6 separate regions of the Homo sapiens genome follow, and all the other regions are linked to region 3. Evidence: chromatin contacts called from ENCODE Hi-C or POLR2A ChIA-PET data. All regions are on one chromosome and are shown on one strand. Each heading gives the region's core, a stretch centred on a gene start or an enhancer-like site at or near the end of the contact. The rest is flanking DNA. Distances are from core to core; before and after follow the strand shown. Region 1 holds the start of DLGAP3 (DLG associated protein 3). Region 2 holds the start of STK40 (serine/threonine kinase 40). Region 3 holds the start of KIAA0319L (KIAA0319 like). Region 4 holds the start of THRAP3 (thyroid hormone receptor associated protein 3). Region 5 holds the start of OSCP1 (organic solute carrier partner 1). Region 6 holds the start of ADPRS (ADP-ribosylserine hydrolase).

What was found. A loop is a pair of places that touch in the nucleus more often than their neighbours do. ChIA-PET counts read pairs that join two places held with the same protein, here RNA polymerase II (POLR2A). Pooled maps may share reads with other maps.
Region 1: a pooled map shows a loop between it and region 3 (3-fold over the local background). The contact joins the promoter of DLGAP3 here to the promoter of KIAA0319L in region 3. A Hi-C loop is called at or near these places in 2 of 50 pooled maps. POLR2A ChIA-PET finds 5 or more read pairs at or near these places in 4 of 52 experiments (BJ, H1, HepG2 and 1 more).
Region 2: a loop to region 3 is called in a map of CD8-positive, alpha-beta T cell, with 7 times the contacts of the local background. The contact joins the promoter of STK40 here to the promoter of KIAA0319L in region 3. A Hi-C loop is called at or near these places in 2 of 168 maps with a recorded cell type or tissue (CD8-positive, alpha-beta T cell and lower leg skin), 1 of 37 single-sample maps with no recorded cell type and 9 of 50 pooled maps.
Region 4: a loop to region 3 is called in a map of CD8-positive, alpha-beta T cell, with 9 times the contacts of the local background. The contact joins the promoter of THRAP3 here to the promoter of KIAA0319L in region 3. A Hi-C loop is called at or near these places in 2 of 168 maps with a recorded cell type or tissue (CD8-positive, alpha-beta T cell and naive thymus-derived CD4-positive, alpha-beta T cell), 2 of 37 single-sample maps with no recorded cell type and 13 of 50 pooled maps. POLR2A ChIA-PET finds 5 or more read pairs at or near these places in 1 of 52 experiments (CD4-positive, alpha-beta T cell).
Region 5: a loop to region 3 is called in a pooled map, with 6 times the contacts of the local background. The contact joins the promoter of OSCP1 here to the promoter of KIAA0319L in region 3. A Hi-C loop is called at or near these places in 1 of 168 maps with a recorded cell type or tissue (gastrocnemius medialis) and 7 of 50 pooled maps. POLR2A ChIA-PET finds 5 or more read pairs at or near these places in 1 of 52 experiments (naive thymus-derived CD8-positive, alpha-beta T cell).
Region 6: a loop to region 3 is called in a map of CD8-positive, alpha-beta T cell, with 11 times the contacts of the local background. The contact joins the promoter of ADPRS here to the promoter of KIAA0319L in region 3. A Hi-C loop is called at or near these places in 2 of 168 maps with a recorded cell type or tissue (CD8-positive, alpha-beta T cell and naive thymus-derived CD4-positive, alpha-beta T cell) and 7 of 50 pooled maps. POLR2A ChIA-PET finds 5 or more read pairs at or near these places in 1 of 52 experiments (H1).

What each region holds. Positions count from the first base shown.
Region 1 is chr1:34,928,372-34,931,382 of GRCh38, forward strand. DLGAP3 (DLG associated protein 3) reads right to left here and starts at 1,279. Exons shown (of 12, transcript NM_001080418.3): 1 at 1,080-1,279. RefSeq lists silencers at 788-857, 1,838-1,887.
Region 2 is chr1:36,383,871-36,387,173 of GRCh38, forward strand. It overlaps STK40 (serine/threonine kinase 40), which reads right to left and starts at 2,054. Exons shown (of 11, transcript NM_001282547.2): 1 at 1,853-2,054. LOC124904012 (a long non-coding RNA gene) reads left to right here and starts at 2,321. Exons shown (of 2, transcript XR_007065779.1): 1 at 2,321-2,457; 2 at 2,549-3,303. RefSeq lists silencers at 1,212-1,261, 1,562-1,631, 1,782-2,161 and enhancers at 2,368-3,303, 2,392-2,501, 2,532-2,901.
Region 3 is chr1:35,556,149-35,559,282 of GRCh38, forward strand. KIAA0319L (KIAA0319 like) reads right to left here and starts at 1,255. Exons shown (of 21, transcript NM_024874.5): 1 at 1,059-1,255. It overlaps NCDN (neurochondrin), which reads left to right and starts at 1,651. Exons shown (of 7, transcript NM_014284.3): 1 at 1,651-2,075; 2 at 2,959-3,099. The coding sequence starts at 2,043. RefSeq lists enhancers at 685-1,412, 1,413-2,139, 1,429-1,488, 2,867-3,134 and silencers at 949-1,048, 1,059-1,198, 2,270-2,479.
Region 4 is chr1:36,222,928-36,226,156 of GRCh38, forward strand. THRAP3 (thyroid hormone receptor associated protein 3) reads left to right here and starts at 1,516. Exons shown (of 12, transcript NM_005119.4): 1 at 1,516-1,578. RefSeq lists enhancers at 313-482, 693-992, 906-1,433, 1,393-1,602, 1,434-1,962 and a silencer at 1,143-1,262.
Region 5 is chr1:36,448,770-36,451,993 of GRCh38, forward strand. It overlaps OSCP1 (organic solute carrier partner 1), which reads right to left and starts at 1,682. Exons shown (of 10, transcript NM_145047.5): 1 at 1,489-1,682. The coding sequence starts at 1,600. LOC107984940 (a long non-coding RNA gene) reads left to right here. Exons shown (of 3, transcript XR_001737976.2): 3 at 689-796. RefSeq lists a silencer at 1,808-2,077.
Region 6 is chr1:36,087,473-36,090,472 of GRCh38, forward strand. ADPRS (ADP-ribosylserine hydrolase) reads left to right here and starts at 1,420. Exons shown (of 6, transcript NM_017825.3): 1 at 1,420-1,643. The coding sequence starts at 1,433. It overlaps TEKT2 (tektin 2), which reads left to right. Exons shown (of 10, transcript NM_014466.3): 8 at 1-110; 9 at 256-335; 10 at 501-803. The coding sequence ends at 714. RefSeq lists enhancers at 923-1,508, 1,509-2,093 and silencers at 1,238-1,327, 1,438-1,867.

The DNA of each region.
Region 1 (3,011 bases), core at 29-2,528, 630 kb before region 3:
AGGAGAAGCAGCACACGCAGGCACATACTCCAGCTCGCCCCAGATCCCCCCTCCCACCCACCAGGGGCCTTAGCATGCAGGAAGGACACGACCAGCAACATCCCAGAGGGCACCCCCTGAGGTAGGTGAAGGTAGAGACCAAGCTGGGGAGTGCCACAAAGCTCTTGCCTGAATCAAGGGTCAGGGGTCCCCAGAGAAGTGGGGAATGATCTGACCTCGGAAAAGTCTCATCTCCCTGTCCCATATCCCACCAGGAATGGGGGGACAGTGGGGGGGACAGAGCCCAGGTGTGGGTGATTCAGAGTGAACCGCGCTCAGATACACTCTCTCTCACACAGCCAACGCACGCGCGCGCACACGCACACACACACACACACAGTCACACAGGGCAGATACCGGGACCCACTCACAGAGACAGTCACGCCGGCACACACATCCATTCACACACTCACAGACACACACAGGCACACATGGGGACAACACACACTCATTCACTCACATGTCCACAGATGCATACACAGTACCACCCTCCACACTCACGCTGCATACACCCACTAACATGCACACACACTCTCGCCCACAGTGACACACGCACACACTCACGGCATACACTCACCGGCACACACAATCGCCCACAGACCCACACAGTGACACACTCGGCACAGACACACAGCGACACGCACTCACATTCACACACCTGCAGAGGAAACTTCTCTCCGGATCTCCCCAGCACCACGACTTCCCCCACAACCAGCTGGCTACTCCCTCCCAGACCCGAGCCTCCAGCCGGGCGAGGGCTGGGCCGGGGCTGGCCTGTCCCCGCGGCCCTGACCGGGAGCGTGGGTCCGCGGTCCGCGTGGTCCCCTGCCCGCCCCTCGGGTCGGGCCCGCGGGCAGCCAGGCCGGGGCAGGAGCGGGGGCAGCTGAGGAGGCCCAGCCCCTCCCCCCTCCCGGGGCCGGGAGCCGAGCGCCGGAGCCCGGGGCGTGGGCGGCGCCGGGGCCGCAGCCGGGCCGTGCCTGGGGGGCGCTGCAGAGGGAGCCGCGAGCGCGGCCCCGTCCCCACTCCTCCCCGCGGCTTACCTGGCCCGGCTCGGGCTCCGGCCGGGTTACATGGTGCCGGCGGCCCGGGCCGGGGGCGCTGCGGCGTTGGGCAGGCGGGCAGGGACCGGGGCCCGGCACTGCGGAGCCCCCAGCTGAGGGGCCGCGCCGGCTGCGGAGCCCCAAGCGAGCGCCGAGCGGCAGCGGGCGCGGGAGCGGGAGGCGGCCAAGCCACGGAGGCTGGATTTCCCGGGGACCGGGAAGGGGAGGCGGGGGGATCCCGCCCGCGCGCTCCGCCCCCGCCCCCGCCCCCGCGCAGGGCAGCCGAGCAGGGAGAGGGAGAGGGAGAGGAAGAGGGAGGGGGACCGAGCTCCCCGCCCCCGCGCGGACCCAGGAGGGCCGAGGTCGCCGCCCGCGGGCGGCCGCCGGGGTCCCGGAGGAGCGCCCACCTCGCTGAGCGACGGTGCTGGGGGCGCCCAGCGTAGGGGCAGGAATGAGATCCCCCTCCCCGGGGACCCAGGAACAGGCACCCGAAGTGTCACGGCCACGCACAGCCGACCTGGGTACAGGGACCCAAGCCCGGCGGCGGGCGGGCGGTCGGGGACCAGCTCAGCCTCACGGACCGGGTCTCGCCCCCCGCCGAGGGGCAGTCACGCCCTGAATGTCACACACAGCCCCCAGGCCCGTCCGCTTAGGAGACTCTCCTTCGGGCTTTCCCGGTCGGCCGCCTGACCTCAGCTCCTGGCTTGGGGTCAGGGAGCCCCCCTCTTCGGCCCCAGCCCCTGCCAGGATGGGGCGCTGTGCCCGGCCTCGGAGCCGCTGGCAGGCGTCCCCCACCCACAGTCCGCACAGCCGAGGCATCCCCAGTGTGGAGGGAGAGCCCCGCTGTACCTGCCGCCTGTGCTGGGCCCCCGCCCGTGCCCACTGTGCCCGCCCGCCTCTGGGCCCTGAGCCTGGGATTGTGCCATGGCGGGGTCGGGGTGGGGGGAAAGGGACTGTCCGAAGCACAGCTGGAGGCTGCGGAGCCCGGACACAGGCTGCGGGAGCCGAGAGGCGGAGAGCGGACTGCAGCAGTCCCCTGGCTTGAATCCGTCTTGGCGCCCAGAGCGATGCTGTAATGGGGGGGAGGGGGCCACGGTGGGGAAGCCGCAGGGGGAGGGGCTGAAGACGTGGGGGAAGGGGTGGCTCCGGATTCCGGCTTTCCAGGGTAGGTGTGAGGAAACACTGCCTCCGGCGCTGAAAGTTGGGGGTGGAGGTTCAGTGGGCATCCTTAAAGCCCTCTTCCCTCCTCTACCTTTTCCGGTCTTGAAAGCTTGGGATGGTGAGGTGTGGGCTTGGGAGGCTTGAGACTGCCCACCTCTCTAGGAACATACCTTGGAGTTGTTCTGATTCAACGGCCCCCACCCCGCACCCCAACAACTCCCTGCTCTCTGTTTCCTTGTGGGGCCACCGGCTCTCCTCCCTGTATAAAGGGGAAAGTGAGGCACGGAAAGGAGAAGCCAAAGGCCCAGAAGAGCTAGAACTGGGAGCCAAGACCTCTTTTCCCCAGGGAGATGATGTTTTAAGATGCCACATTACATTAAATAACATAAGGGGCTTGGAGAGCCCTCTTCCCAAGGGATACCTAGAAGTCTGGTAAGAGACTAGTAGATTGGTCACCTACCCTGCTGCTCACAAGAACGGTTCATTGTCTCTTCAATCATGAAGTGAGGTTGCAGACCATTTCCAGCCCAGGGTTCAGTCAAGAGCAGATGTCATGAAAATAAGAAAGTTGTTCCCAGGAACCCACTTTAGAACTGAAGGAAACATCTCACTTTCCGTGGAGCATAAGAACAGCCGTTGGGCCGAGCGCAGTGGCTCATGCTTATAATCCTAGCACTTTGGGAGGCCAAGGCGGGTGGATTACCTGAGGTCAGGAGTTCAACACCAGCCTGGCCAACATGGTAAAATCCCGTCTCTACTAAAATTACAAAA
Region 2 (3,303 bases), core at 804-3,303, 830 kb after region 3:
CCTCTCCTTTTAGACTCAGCTCCAGCATCACTTCTGCCAAGCCTTTTCATGGCACACTCCCGTCCCCACCCCACCCCCAAGGCTGAGCTCACAGCTTTCTCCCTTTCTCCACTGGGCTCCCACAGTACTCTCTTGCTGCTGCTATTAGCTTCTTCTTCTTCTTTTTTTTTTTTTTTTGAGACAGAGTCTCACTCTGTTACTCAGGCTGGAGTGCACTGGCTTGATCTCGGCTCACTGCAACCTCTGCCTCATAGGTTCAAGCAATTCTCCTGCCTCAGCCTCCCGAGTAGCTGGGATTACAGGCCTGTGCCACCATGCCCAGCTAATTTTTCTATTTTCAGTAGAGATGGGGTTTCACCATGTTAGCCAGGCTGGTCTCGAACTCCTGACCTCAGGTGATCCGCCCGCCTCGGCTTCCCAAAGTGTTGGGATTACAGGCATGAGCCACGGCGCCCAGCCACTACTAGCTTCTTTAGACCACATTTCAACCATTTGTTTACAGGTCAATTTCCCTTAATTAGACTGTATGCTCCTTGAAATAAAAATAGATAACATTTATTGAATTCTTATTACGTGGCAAACATGGTTGTATGTTTTACATGTTAACTTTTTACTCTTCATAATATCTCTCTCTGTTATCATCCTTGTTTTATAGACGAAGACACTGAGGCACAGGGAGACTAAGCAATGTGCCCAGGTACACACAGCTGGAAAGTTGCTGAGCCAGAATTTGAACTCAGGAAGTCTGGCTCCAAAGCCTACTCTTAACCACTATGCTGTCTAGCACTTGCCTCTAGGCAAGGACTCTTGTTGTGGTCATGTGAGAAATGAATGAATGAATGAATGAGGACTGTCTAGATTAACCCAACCAACAACTTGCACAGCACGGCCATTAGGAAGCACTAAAGGAGCTCACAGGCACTGTTTACAAACAAGATTATTTTGGCCCTACAATTACACATTCTGCTCTTCCTTATCTCACGCAAAACTACTCAAAGAGGGAAAGGCGCCCAGCCCAGTATGCCTACCCTCTTCCCCACTGGTTCTCAAAACCAAAGCAAAGCCAACCGGTTTCCTCCAGTGACTTAAAACAGAGCAAAGTCTATCCTGCCACACAGAGGGCGGCTGTCATCTCTTCCTTCCGCTAACAAAAGGGCTTCAAACCTGGGGATTGGGGTGGGCAGAAAACTCGGCATCAGGAATCCGAATGTCCCTACCTAACTGGCTGGAAGGCGGGGCCAAGTGGCGTGGGAATGGGCGGGCCTGACCGGCTCGGCAGGTGAAACACTGACCACAGCAAGCTCTCCTTGGAAAAGGCCGGCCAAACGTGGCCTTGGCAAGCAGGTAGCTGTGACTCGTACCTGAACGCCGCCCGGGATATGAAAATTCCCCAGCAGCGGTAGCGCCCGTGCCAGAGTGAGGGCTCTTGGAGGAAGCCCTGGCTGGCCCTCCCTGGGGACTCGTTCTAACTATCAAGTCACCCTCGGGATTAGGAGGGAAACACGGAGAGGCAGAAGGTGTCTTTTTGGAAAGATCTGGCTGGATTCACACGCCGGTTGCTTCACTCACTGGCTGGGTGACTCTAGGCAAAGCTGGCAGTGCCCACTTCCCAGAGCTGCGGCGGGGACTGAAGCTCCCGCGGCCTCCCGGTACCCGGCGCGAGGCAGCCCTCGCCCCTGCCGCCGGGGAAGGGCAGAGCCCCAGCGGAGGAGGGGGCATTCGCCGGGGCCATTTCTGCTGCACTCAGATGGCTTCAGGCTGTCACTCCGATTCCACCGCCGCGGCCGCCGGGGCCCGCCCCGCCTACCCGCAACCCCCACCCGGCTCCCCGCTCCTGGACCCCTGCCCTCACCTTCGCCGGGTGGTCAGAGCTATTCGCCCATAGTCCGTAGCCCAGAGCCGGGGCTGCTCGGCTCTCCCTCCCGGGGGGCCGGGGCCGGGCTGGAGGCGTGCGAGCCTCTCACCGCCGCCTCCCAGCGCAGCCACCCGAGCCGCCGCCGCCGCCGCCGCCGCCTCCCTCCATGGCTGCGGCGCCGCCACCTGACAACGGAAGTGACGCACCGCCCCCCTCCTCCCCAGCCTTAGCCGCGGCCCCGCCCCCCCGGGCCCCGCCCTCCGCCTGCGTCTCCAGCCCCACGGCTTTCGGATTGGGGCGCCATCTTGACGATGGGCGGAAGACTTCAGGCAAGAGGCCAGAGTCCGATTGAGGATTGGTTCAGGGTGGGGTCTGGGCGAAACCTGTTACACGATTGGAGGCCGAGGCTCTAATGGGGCGGTACTTACTGCTGATCTATATCTGCGGCGAGGCTGGGACGGAGGCACCGCCCCGCCCGACCCCACAGAACCTCGCGGGCCCTACACTCCCCCTGCCGAGGTTGAAGTCCCCAGCGGTTGGAAGATCGGCCAATTGTAGTGTATTTATCAGAAAAGTGACTCATCCTTGATCCTCATTTCCCGGTTTGTGGAACTCTGTGAGGAAAGCCCTGCAGTTAGGCTCAATAAAAGACAGAAATTCCTGTCGCAGCGCTCATAATTCATTTCCCTCTAGGTCTGTCGCCTTTGTAGAAACCCCGAGGATGGCAACCTTCAACCTGGAGATCCCTGAAGCCTTGACCAGGGAGGTTTACAGTGAAGCGTTCCTATTAGCGACTACAGCTATCTAACCTCAGTTCCTCCTGCTGCAGTTTCGGTCCCTTTCTCCTCCTCCTCCAGCAACCACGCCCTCCATGAATCAGCTTCTTGCACCAGCAGATGAGCCCTTTAAAGGGATTGCATCAGGCAAGTGACTCACTGGGGCCCTCTAAGAGCCTGGCTTCCCTCCCTTGGCATGCAGAAGCAGCTAGAAGGGCTCAGTGGCAGCAGCACCAGCGGCCGTAGCCCCACTCCCTTGTCCCAGAGGTGTGAGTCAGGGTGTTTGCTGCTTATGATGTCTAACTCTTGGCTGTCTTTCCAGCTGTCCCCTGGGTCACTCTATATCCATGTGTGGGCACACGTGTCTAAGCTTGTGTGCACTGCTGGGTTTTCCTAGGGTGTGTGGCCACTTGTGTGTATGTGCATTTGTCATCTCCACATAGGCAGTGCCAGGACACAAGAGCTGATATGAGTGAAGTCTGGCTGCCTCTACCTGTGTCCTTTGTCTCTGAATGCCTGGTGCCCACTGAGCTGCTGATAGGGCTGACTAACAAGAGTAATCAGGACAGCTCCCACCGTTGTGCCACACTCTGCATGGAGCACTTGAGACAGTATTAGGTAGGAGGCTGTTTACAGCTGAGGAAGCCAGTGCTCAGAGAAGGAAATTAATGT
Region 3 (3,134 bases), core at 5-2,504:
AATCTAGAGAAGCTCACAATAGTTCTGGCATTTAGGGCGTTACAAGTACACCCAAAATAAAAGCACTCTCTGTTGCAGCAGCTGTTCAGACAGAGCAGGGGGTAATGTTTACTTAATACTTCAGGTTGATGGGGGATGTATCACAGTTCAGTCTGTCAACTACATACGTGGAACTCCATTTATGTACACAGCGATAAGATATGTTTGAACAACGATGGAGCACGTCTGAAACAATCTATTCAGTTGGTATGAGTAATCGAGAATAAAGCTCTTTTTTAAAAAGTCTCAGATATTTGGGAAAGTTACAGAACAGACTGCCATGAATAGCTTTGCTTATATTTGCAGACACTGTTTTCCAAATAGCTGGAAAAATGAACAGATTGTTCTGGGAGGTCGTCTTTCCAATTTGTTCCTAGTTTTCAGTCTGTTAATCACAGGAGAGAGCACAAGGAGAGTCAGCTAATGCTCTTCACTAACTGCAACTACTGTCAGTTGGACACAACCACTATGAGACCAGAAGCCAAAGAGTTCCTGGAATCCCGCCAGAGGTTATCAATTTTGACTTCCTTCATTTCACCTTTGTGCTCACTGCAGCCACTACAGGACCCTCTGTGGGGCATAATTTTCAAAATCGTGGATGAGGCAGGTTTCACATTATAATGGACACATCGTGCTCAACCCCATCCCCTCTTCATTCTGCACCAACTTTCTATCTCGGTGGAGAGACCAAACATCAGAGACAGCAACTAAAGACTAGGCTGCAGAGGTCGAAGGTGGAAGAAGGACGGCAGCGCCCCGAACCCCGGCTGTCTGCCTGGCTCTCAGGGGATGGAGGGAGCTGCATGACTAGGCCCAGGCCCGAGAGAAGCGGGGTTCAGCCTGGGACCCAAGCTGCGCACCTGCAAGGACAGAAGCAGCTGGCTGCCCTGGCCGAGCCAGGGGCGCCACCTCCGGACCCAACATCCGGCCAGCGCAGCCGCTGACATCGCCCGTCCCGCTTGCCCCTCCCCTGAGCCCATGGTCCTCGGCCTGGCAGCCAGCCGCCCCCGGCCACCTACCGGGGCTCAGGGCCACATAGCGGGGCCCCGGCTCTCGGCGGCCTCCGCCTCCTCCTGGTCCATGGGCTCGGGGACCCCCAACCTTCGCTCCCCTCACCCGGAGGAGGAGGAGGAAGAGGAAGAAGGTAGTGCGGGCTCCCCACCCGGACAGCTACCTCTCGCCTCAGCCTCCCTGGACAGCGACGGCGGCCGGAAACACCGCCTCCTCCCACCTCCCCGGGACCGACCCGGAAACACACTCTCCATGCTAACCAAGCCCTCCCGCCCCTCCCCCGGGAAGGGCAATGCCGGCCGCGAGACCAAGGGGGAGGAGGGGCAGTGCTGGGCGGGTAAAACTACGCACAAGCGAAGGAATCTGGGCCCCCAGCCTCTCGCCGCCCGCTCTCCAGAGGCAGTCTGCACCTTGCCTCCTTCGCTCGAGCCCCAGCCCCCAGACTCGGGCAATACCCACAAGCAAGATGGCGGCAACGGCGGCACCCCCTACTGCTTAGCACCCTGACTTGCCATTGGCCAGAGCCCGGAGTGAAGCAGCCGCGGATTCGTCAAGAGCGGTGCGGGGGTGGGGGTGGAGCTGCAGCAGCCTGGAGCCAGGAGTGGGCAACGCGGCGTGAGCAGCGGCCCGAGGCTCCCGGAGCATCGCGCTGGGAGAAGACTTCGCCGCTCGGGGCCGCAGCCTGGTGAGCTCAGCCCCCTTCGGGCCCTCCCCTGCATCCCAGCCGGGGCCTCTCCGAGCCGGCGCTGATCGATGCCGACACACCCCGGGGACCCTATCGCGACTCCATCGCGCCATATCGCGACACCATCGTGCCCTGTCGAGACTCCATTTTGTCACAGCCCTTTTCAATATATATCTTTTTTTTTTTTAATTTGCCCTGTCATCTTTGGGGGCTGTCTCCCATGTCGTGATTTTGACGTGATCTCTCCGTGACATCACCGCGCCATCGTGAAGTGTGATCTCATCGCCGCCCTGTCGTGACTTCATCAATGTCGTGTTGTGACCTGGCTGCGGCGGGACAGGTGGTGACCGCCAGGAACCCTCCTCCCCTTCTCATCTCCCCATCTCAGCAGCCCTGCTTCGATTATCCGGCTTTTGGATTCTCCGTTGTCCTGGGAACTATCCGGGACCCCCTCTTGCTTCTCCAGCCCCTGCCGGCATCCACAGGCTGGTAGCGGGACGGGGAGGGCGAGAAGAGGGAGCGCAAGGGGTTAATTCTGCTGCTGCCGCCGCCGCTGCTGCTGCTGCTGCAGCCTCTACCCGAGGGAGGGAAAGGAGAGGAGGCAAGGAGCCTGCGGGGGCGACTGAGAGCCCTGGCTGGAGGGGTGGGGTCCCCAAAGGGGCCTCCAAGCCTTCCCTGTTGAGCGTCTTGTATTCTCACTTCTGAAGCGTATCTCTGCCTCTGAAGAAGGGAGGGGAAAGGAAGCCTGGGGTGTCCTTTTCTCCCATGTCAGCCTGAGTCCGGATAATCGAACTTCACCCATGTATGTCTCCATTTCTCCCTGTCTGTCCTCACCACTCACTCCCTCTGTGTCCCTGTGGAGGGAGATAAAACCCAGCCTCCGGTGCCAGGGGGACAGCTGAGCAGTGGGGCCAGCTCCCGCCCACCCCCAGGAGACTGGTGAGGAGAGCTGTCCGGCTGAGCAGCAGCATGCATGGTCCTTCTTTCCCGCTTTCTGGAGGTGACCTTGGACCAGGGTCCCTTCTTTATCCCTAAGGATTTGCAGATCCAGCCCCTTAAAGGGGCTTCTGGGGGGAGGTCAGTCCTGAGGAGTCCACCCCTCCAGATTCTCTCCTCCCCTCCCTCTGTGCTAATCCCTCCCTCCCTCCATCCTCCACTCTCACCCCCACCCCACCCCCGTCCCTCCTCTGCAGAGGGATGCTCAGTCCCTCTTGTGTTCACAGTTGGGCAAGGCGAGCATCATGGCCTCGGATTGCGAGCCAGCTCTGAACCAGGCAGAGGGCCGAAACCCCACCCTGGAGCGCTACCTGGGAGCCCTCCGTGAGGCCAAGAATGACAGCGAGCAGTTTGCAGCCCTGCTGCTAGTAAGGAACTGGCTGAAAATTGGGAGGTGGGAAGG
Region 4 (3,229 bases), core at 266-2,765, 670 kb after region 3:
ATACCAGCTTGGCCAACGTGGCGAAACCCCGTCTCCACAAAAAGTAGAAAAATTAGCCGGGTGGTGGCATATGCCCGTAAAATCAGCTACTCAGGAGGCTTAGGCAGGAGAATCGCTTGAACCTGGGAGGCAGATGTTGCAGTGACCCAAAATCGCACCACTGCCCTCCAGCCTGGGCGACATAGGGAGAATCTCAATAAATAAATAAATAAATAAATAAAAATAAAATCAATTAAATTAGAACGTTTTAAGAAGCACTGCGCAGTACGTCGACCACAAGAAGTGCTCAAAGAAGGAAGAAAGAGTAAGCCGTGTGCAAGGAATGCTGCCGAAGCCACTAAGGGCAAGGGCTGATGTGGCGTGGTCTGCTACTTGAGTTGAGCCTTGCAGCTTTTCTCTTAGGAAGAGCATTAGATTTCTTTATTAATTGATGTGTACTGTGTCTACTTTTCTCTGGAGGTGCAGAAATCCATCAAAACTGATCTCGGCTCTCAAAGAGCTCACAGTCTTGTCGGGGAAGGCCCCGATACTTACAGAGTAAGATGCAAACTTACTGTGGGAACACAGGCATAGGGAGGAGCTAGTCAACTTTGAAAGCATCACAGATGACCTATGAGATGGGTCTTAAATGTTCAGAGACACTAGAGCAGAAATTCCGGAGGAAACCAGCCTGTGCAAAACTGATAAACGCAGAGATTCTCAAATTTGTAGGTGGGTAAGAATCACCCGAGAGATCGGTTTAAAATGTAGACTGCAGGGAGACACTCCCCGGTAAACTTTTGGTTCAATACCCCAGTAGCACCCATTTTAACAAACTTCCCAGGACGACAGTCAGAAAATCATAGTTACAGAAGGCAGGCTGGGGAGAGGCGGTTTCTGGGTCTCCGAATGAGGTCACACAATTAAAATTAAAAAAACGAAACCAAACCAACCCCTCCATTTGCGTTGCGCTTTCAGGGTGCTTGAGGCTTTCCTGTGCCTTACTTTGTCGGAGCCTGGCAACATCGCTGTGGGGTAGAAATTACAAGTCTCATTTCACAGGGGAGGAAACAAGTTTAGAGAGGAGGGATGAATTTGCTCAAGGTCACAAAGCGGAAGGGAGCGCAGCAGAGACCAAAAACAGGGAGACTCGACTTCCAACTCGGAAGCTTTTCAACAAGGCAAGCTGGCCCGGAGTGGGTGGGGCTCAGACTCTCCCTCCAGGCTGGTTCCAAAATGGTGGGGGCAGTGGCGTCAGCAACGCCCCCGCCCCTTCCGTCCACCGCCCTCCTCCATCTCCAGGCCACCCAGGCGGGGGGAGGGGACGGCCCCGAGCAACCCACGTGACCGCCGACAACCGAGCGCGTGACGCAAAGCGGCGGGCCCAACGCTCGCCTTGTCTTTTGGGAAACGTAGTTCTGATGGCAGCCAAGTCGGCCAGGAGAGGAGGGCGTAGGACTACATTTCCCAGGAGGCAGCGGGTCTACGCCGTCGCCGTCGTCGGAGAGCGGAGACGCTGGGCGCGCTGTGGGGCGGGGGCGAGGTTCGGGCTGGTTGTTCCGTTGCGAGCTGCAGCTGCGATCTCTGTGGTAGGCCCAGGTGAGTGAGCGCCTCTGATGGAAGTTAGGGCAGCTTAACCGGCTCTAGTGGTTTCGTCTCTTATCTTTTTTCCCCAGCTGCTGGTCAGGGGCTCGGGGAAGGCCTGGCGTGGAGTCGCTCCCCCCAGCTTACACCCTGGCCTCTTCTGAGCGGGCTCCGTTCCCTCCGGCTCCTCCCCTTCCCCGCCCTTTAGGTCTTCCCCTGGCCCCGGCCTAGCTCCCAAGGCTCTTGGTCGCCTTCTCTGCAGAGCAGCTCCTACGCCGCTTTATCTTGCAGTCGGCCTGGGGGCGGCCACTCCCTACTCCTCCCGTTTTGGTCGTATGAACCCCGTTATTTGGATTTCTTTTCCCGGAACTCCCGAGTGCCCTTCCCCCCACCCAGTCCCCATTGGCCTGGTTCGGTCTTCTCCTAGGGCGCATGTGGCTGCCACTCAGTAAATGTTAGTACCGCTTCCGTTCTTTCCAGCCTGGTGGCCAAAAACGGGATAGTCCAAATTTGTCTCCTACGGGAATATTAGAGTTCTCACTTTTTTCTTGGGCTGGAGCTGAGGCCGGCTTGCATTCCAGTGGCAATCGGCGTGAGTTCTGCTTATATGAGGTGAATTATTTTGCTTCTCTTAGCACCTAAGCAACTTTTATCAACTGTTGTCTTTGACTTTACAAATCTTAGGGGTGGAGCATGGCAGCAGAAGCTGGGGAGCAGCAATGGTGCACAGAAGTTGGAAGCCATCAGTGGCAGTACAGTGTTTATGGGGAATTTGTTACTTGGGGTGAAGGGAAAGCCTCTGAGAGTATAGAAGGACCTGGCAAGAGAGAGGCAGTGAAGCTTCTGTTGGGAGCATAACAGAAGTATCCTGAACCAGTTGGCTTGGGTTTAAATCTTGGCCCTGCTATCTTTTGATCTTAGGTCAAGAGTCTTCATCTCCAGCTGCCTCAGTTTTCTTATCACTAAAACAGCAGTAAGTAACAGTGACCCCTTTACAGGGTTATTGTGGAGACTAAATGAGATAAAATAAAAATCACTTAGCCACTGTTAAAAAGTAATATCATCATTTATAGGTTTTTTTTTTAGAGTGTGCGCCGAGAGAGATGAGGCGTGTATCACACCGTTATTTTTCTTCTGTTTCAGATGACCCTGACTTTTTTCGTTTGTGGAAGTACTGTTGTAGTCTGTTCTGTAATTCTAGACAGTCTGACGTGTGTATTATGATTTAGAAGCTTGTTAAATAGCCAAAACCGGCTCCTGCCATGAACAACTTGTGGAGCAAATCGGGCTCAGTTTGTTCTTTGCCGGGAGATGTATTTTGTGAGCCAATGTTCATACGTTAATGATAAGTTTTACTGCAGCCATTTGGGCTTAATTGCATTTTGTAAGAGAGTTGTGTTGAGGTTTCTGTAAGAAGTGATTTGATTAAAAACCTCTATATCCAGTGTAATTCCATCTCTTTGTTTTTTAAACGTTTTAACACCAGAGAAAGATCTCCAATTTTGGAGACTGATGTTTTTAGTTTTGTAGACTAGGTACAGTTCAATTTTAGCAGTGGTGATGGTAGTAGTAGTACCACCTTAGTGTATTTATTTAATACCAAATATATAGGTACTTTTAAATTTGGTTTAGCCTGCAAAATATGGATTACAAAAAGAGTGATCTA
Region 5 (3,224 bases), core at 432-2,931, 890 kb after region 3:
TATTATTGGGAAACAGGAGGCAGGCAGTGGTGGAAGAAGGGACTGCAGAGGAAGACAGAGATCAGATAAGGAAGGGCCCTGAAATGGCCTGTGCAAGGACTTGGTCTTAACCCAGATGGCAGTGGAAAGCTGACAAAGGGTTTTAGGCAGGGGCAAGTTTGGACAGATACACATTTTAGAAAGCTCATTGGCGGCAATGTGCAGAATGAATGGAGGGGGTATGTTATAGGGAGTTATTTTTAGCTCTTTATGCATGGACTTGCACTCAGTCACACACACACAATAGTTAATATCTGAATATGTATGCTTAGCATCTGAATATGTATGTTGAACATCAATTGAGCATACAAAGATTAATGGAGAGAATGTTTTAATTGGCGGCCATGTCAATTGCCTTTTCAACTTTTCCTCCTCCACTTTGAAATATAATATTTCCTTCATACTTAATCCTAGGAAATTTGGTATAAGCAAGTTGTTTGCCGAGAAGGGAGGAAAAGAGGAAAAGGAACAGAGTGGCAGAGTGTTCTGAGTCGTCATTTTTCTGGGGATTAGTGTGGTGTCCATGGGAGGCAGATTTTGCATTTTCGAAGCTCTCATATAATTATTTTCACAATTGTATTCCCCTCCAACACTTGTGAGGAGATTTATAACTTTCTTATTTTTTTCATATTTATCTATATTATTTTAGAACACCAAATTTCTAGAAATACTTCTGAGATGAGTAAGACCAATCTCCAGCTTATGTGGGAAGATACTACCATAAAGAAATTAAGAATCTGAACCTGGGCTGGACGCGGTGGCTCACGCCTATAATCCCAGCACTTTGGGAGGCCGAGGGGGGCAGATCGTTTGAGTCCAGGAATTGAAGACCAGCCTGGGAAACATGGTGAAACCCCATCTCTACTAAAAATACAAAAATTAGCTGGGTGTGGTGGTGCATGCCTGTAATCCCAGCTACTTGGGAGGCTGAGGCACGAGAATCGCTGGAACCCAGGAGGCAGAGGTTGCAGTGAGCCGAGATCGTGCCACACACTCCAGCCTGGGCGACAGAGCGAGACCCTGTCTCAAAAAAAAAAAAAAAAAAAAAAAAAAAAAAAAATCAGAACCTGTTCCTTGGGGGTAAAGAGGATGCTTGGACTAGCAAGGGGTATGATACTAGATGGTGGGCAGCTGGGACTCCTACATTTGGAAGGCACTGATTGACAAGAGAGACTGGGAAATCACCTCTCCCATTTGAAGAGATGGGGAAATTAGGGAGGTCAGGCACCCTAGTGTCCACTGGGAGTATTAAGTTCCTCTGCTGTGAAAAAAGCTTTTGGGGGGATTTGACTCCCGAGGGGCTCCAAATGGATGTGGCTTGTAAGAAAGGTCCCTGGTTATAAGAGTGAAGTGTGTAGGGGTGCGGGTCTGGCTGTGGGTGTTAGGGCGATGATGAGAGGGCCGGGCTGCTGGCTGCGGGTCTGGCTGAGCGGGCCGGGGGCCTCTCACCTTTGCGGGCCTTGTCTCCCGGGATGTTCTGGGCCCGCAGCCGTTGGTCGAGGATGTAAAGCATCTCCCCGCCCAAGTTCAAGAAGAGCAGCGGTAGCGTCCGCACCGACATGGTGCTGGAAACGAGCTGGACTGGTGAAGAGCCCCGGGGTTCGGTAGCCAGTGGCCTGAAGGCCAGGCCGCAGCGTCCCAATAGTCCGGTTGCTGGGGCAACGCCGTGACGGGAAGAGCGAGCCAATCAGAAGGCGGTTTGGTGGGAGGTGCCCTGAAGACGGGAGCTAATTGGTCTGGGTGGTGGACCGTCCCGGGGGGATTGGTCCGAGCCAGAGGCCGGCGCGGCGTTGGGCGCGGCTGGGGAGCTGTGCTTCTGAGAGTAGGTTTCCCTCGAAAGGGCGAGGGCCGGGCCAGGGCTGGGGGTGGTCTCGACACAGCCAGCCCGGCGCTTGGGACCCCGGCCGCTGGCGCGGGGCCTCAGGTTCCTATAACAGAGGAAAGCCCAGGCAGAACGGCATTAGAGCAGGCTCGGGTCAGACGGACCTGGGTTGGAATCACGGCTCGTGATTTCTTGCTGTGTGACTTCGGGCAGGGTTTGAGCCTTGGCTTCCTCTTACGTAACATGGAGCTGGCACTCACATCACAGGGCGGCTGAGAGGAATCAGTCAGATCATGGAAAGGCCCCGAAAGCACTCAATAAAAATGGTAACTGACTTTTCTTTTAGACGAGGGAAGGATCAGAAGTCCTGAGTCGTTTGCATCGCCTCCCAAAAGTTTACTTGAAGTGAAGCCCCTCCTGGTTTCATACTCCATGAAGCAAACCAGTCCCGTCCGTCCCCGTGTGTCCAGTTCCCAGAGGATGCGCCTGGGGGCTCTGGGAAGTTCCCTCCTCGACGCTGTTCCGAAGGCCTCCCAACCATTTCTTTTTTCTTTTTTTTTTTTTTTTGAGACGGATTTTGCCCTTGTCGCTCAGGCTGGAGTGCAGTGGCGCCATCTCGGCTCATTGCAACTTCCGCCTTCAGGGTTCAAGCGATTCTCCTGCCTCAGCCTCCCGAGTAGCTGGGATTACAGGCGCCCGCCACCATGCCCGGCTAATTTTTGTATTTTTAGTAGAGACGGGGTTTCACCATGTTGGCCAGGCTGGTCTGGAACTCCTGACCTCAGGTGATCTGCCCGCCTGGGCCTCCCAAAGTGCTGAGATTACAGGCGTGAGCTATCACGCCCGGCCCCAACCATTTCTCTTTGAGGGCAGCGACTCCCTTCCTTACCTCCATCTTAAGCTCCAGGATTACTTTTTGCCATCTGCTGTATATTTTTACTCTGATGAACAACCATTTCTGTAAATTTCAGTACTTCCAAAACCTACTAATTATCTTTCCCTCCAGCTACTCAAACTTGAAACTTGGGCCTTGGCTTCCAAATCTGTTTCCCAGGGTCTTTTATCAGTCATCATATTATGCTTTTTCCTCCAACACCTTTCTTACATTCATCCCTTCATTTGTTTTTCTGTCTGCATTGCTATGTTCCTCTGTATCACTGTTCTTTTCTCTCTTCTACCTTGCACTGGCTGCTAAGCTAAATGTCAGAAGACATCACTTTTTTTTTTTTGAGATGGAGTTTCACTCTTGTCGCGCAGGCTGGTGTGCAATGGCACGATCTCGGCTTACTGCAACCTCCGCCTCCTGGTTTCAAGCGATTCTTCTGCCTCAGCCTCCTGAGTAAGCTGGGATTACAGGCATGGA
Region 6 (3,000 bases), core at 170-2,669, 530 kb after region 3:
TCCGGCACCTGGAGGAGGATCTGCGCACAAAGCTCCTGAGCCTGAAGCTGTCCCATACCCGGCTAGAGGCCAGAACCTACCGGCCCAACGTGGAACTCTGCCGGGACCAGGTGAGAGGGTGTCCCAGTGGCGCACGGGCCCCCTAGCCAAGGTTTTCTCATATTCCTGATGGAGCAAGGGCACTGCTGTCAAGGGGCAGCACTCAGGTAAAGGACAGTGTGGCTGACTTGGAACTCCCAACCCCTCTGCCTCCAGGCACAGTACGGCCTCACCGACGAGGTTCACCAGCTAGAGGCAACCATCGCTGCCCTGAAGCAGAAGCTGGCGCAAGCACAGTAGGTCTCGGGAGTGGGCGGAAGGAGCAGTGAGACGCTGCCCACAAATGGGGCCTCTTGCTGGCTGCTGGCTCCCTGGGGCTGTCTTCCTGACTGAAGGCTATGCACGCAGCCCAGGCCTCCCAGCCTCATGGGGGCTGGGGGGTTGTCAATGTCCTTCCCTAGGGACGCACTGGACGCCCTGTGCAAGCACCTGGCCCGGCTGCAGGCTGACATTGCCTGCAAGGCCAACTCCATGCTGCTGGACACCAAGTGCATGGACACACGGCGCAAGCTGACCGTGCCTGCTGAGAGGTTCGTGCCTGAGGTGGACACCTTCACACGTACCACAAATAGCACCCTGAGTCCACTCAAAAGCTGCCAGCTGGAGCTGGCCTAGCCTTGGAGGACTGCAGGAGGAGGGCAGGGTTGGGTGGGCAATGGAAGGAGGGAGGAGAGAAATGAATGGAATAAATGCAGAGGATCTCAGGCCGGCTGTTCTCTGCCCCACTGTATGTAGCCAGCAGGGAGAGGGTTCTTGAACACCCTCCTGTCTATGGAGGAGCAAAGATGGGGAACACTATTCCTCCGAACTCCATGTACCAAATCCAGTTCTTTCCCTCCCCTCAGGGCACCCCTCTCTGGGCTGGGTCAGCACTCCTGGGCTGCAGCAGCGCGGCCTCTACCTGGCTGTGTCCCAGTTGGCCCCTGGTCCGCCCTCCTGATGCTTAAGGGAGGCCCACAGGGGGCAAGGGCCCGGTGGGAGGGCTTGGGGGTGGTCCCGGCCTCGGTGGGGAGGGCCGGCTGGGGGTGCGGAGTTAGGGTTGCTCGCCTGCGGAAGGCAGTGTGGGCTGCAGTGATCCAATGGTCTGGCTCAGTGCCCATCCCCCGGAGACCCCATAGTGGCCTTCCCACCCAGTTAGCCCAGTGGTGAGGAGCGGAAAACCGAGACTCAAAGCACAGGCTGGCGGGAAGTGCGCGGCGCCGCGACTCCGGGCCGCTGGGCGGCGCTGTGGGCCTGGCGGCGGAGTGGAAACTCTAGGCCCCAGGGAGCGCTGCGGACGGAAGTAGGGAAACTGTGAGGGCGGCACCGGAAGTGGCGAGCAGTCTGCGCGCGGATGGCCGCAGCGGCGATGGCGGCAGCGGCAGGTGGAGGGGCTGGCGCGGCCCGCTCCCTCTCGCGCTTCCGAGGCTGCCTGGCTGGCGCGCTGCTCGGGGACTGCGTGGGCTCCTTCTACGAGGCCCACGACACCGTCGACCTGACGTCAGTCCTGCGTCATGTCCAGAGTCTGGAGCCGGACCCCGGCACGCCCGGGAGTGAGCGGACAGGTGGGCGGGGCCGGGCGCAAGTCAGAGGCCGTGCGGGAGGGAGGCCGAAGGGGCGCGGAGCCTCCGGGGGCGACGGGTCGGGGGTGCGCGGGGATGAGGCTGCCGAGGGCACCGGGGCCAGAGCCGGATGACCCGCAGACAGCTTGAGCTCAGCGAGTGCCAGTGCGATCTCCGGCCTTATAGACGTCTCGCCCCGAACATCCCGTGCTCGGGGCGTGGCAGCACCGGGGCCTCAACCGTGCAGGGTGTGGATAAACCCATCGTAAGTTGAAAATACCTGAAGTGGAAAGTGCGCTTTCAGCTTAGACGACCGTTTTATCTGGACGCAGCCCCATCGGACGTCGAGGAGCCTATGAATGCGTATCAGCGTTATCAGAAAGCCGAAAAAAACTTAAGTTGAACCATCCTAAGTCGGGGACTGTCTGTCCACCCTTGCCGACTTGACCTCTTTTTCCCGGTTCTCTAGAGTCAGTATACCACCAGCCCGTTCTCCACCCCGCAAGGCGTGCTTTGGAAGCCTGACTCTAATCGCGTCCTCCCCTGCCTAAAACCCTGCTGTGATTTCCCATTACCCTTAGTACAGAGCCACATTCCTTAACGTGTCCGACGTGGTCCGGCCCTCCCACACGTCTGCAGTTTCGTTTTCCGCCAGCCTTGGCCTTGCTTTCTGCTCTTCGGTTCCTCACACCATGATTCCTCTAGGCCAGGCGTTTGCATGCGCTGTCTCGCCTGTAAAACTAACTTCCCTTCCCTTGTGGGCTCAGATCCCGGCTCAGGTAGCAGGTGTGAGGTCAAGCAGAGGAGGTGAATCTTCTTGGAGAGCAGGTAGCATAGTAAGAAGAAAGGGCCATGGTCAGAACCCTGGAGAACACCGGTAATTAAGAGGGAGGGAGGGAGGGAAGGGGATTAGGGAAGGAAACAGTTTGATAGGAGGAGAAGCAGGAGTGGCTATCAACGAAACCTAGGAAAAGAATTTCAAAATGAAGACACTGATCACTGGTGGTGTGCTCCAGAGAAGTGAAGTAGGAGGAGATCTGGATCCAGAAACTATCATTTTCAATCTGGGTATGGTGGCGCACACCTATAATCCCAGCTACTCCAGAGACTGAGGTGGAAGGATCATCGCTTAAGTCCAGGAGTTCGAGACTAGCCTGGGCAACATGGCAAGATCCTGTCTATAAAAAAGAAAAACAAAACAAAAACAAAAAGACTGGAGCTGCAAGGATGGCAGCCACAAGGGGATGGAAGTTTTCTTTCAGAAATCAGAAGATCAAACCATGATGTAGGCTCATAATAAATAAATACATAAAATAGAAAGCAGCAGGACTGACTTGGAATAAAGAATTGCTGAAAATCC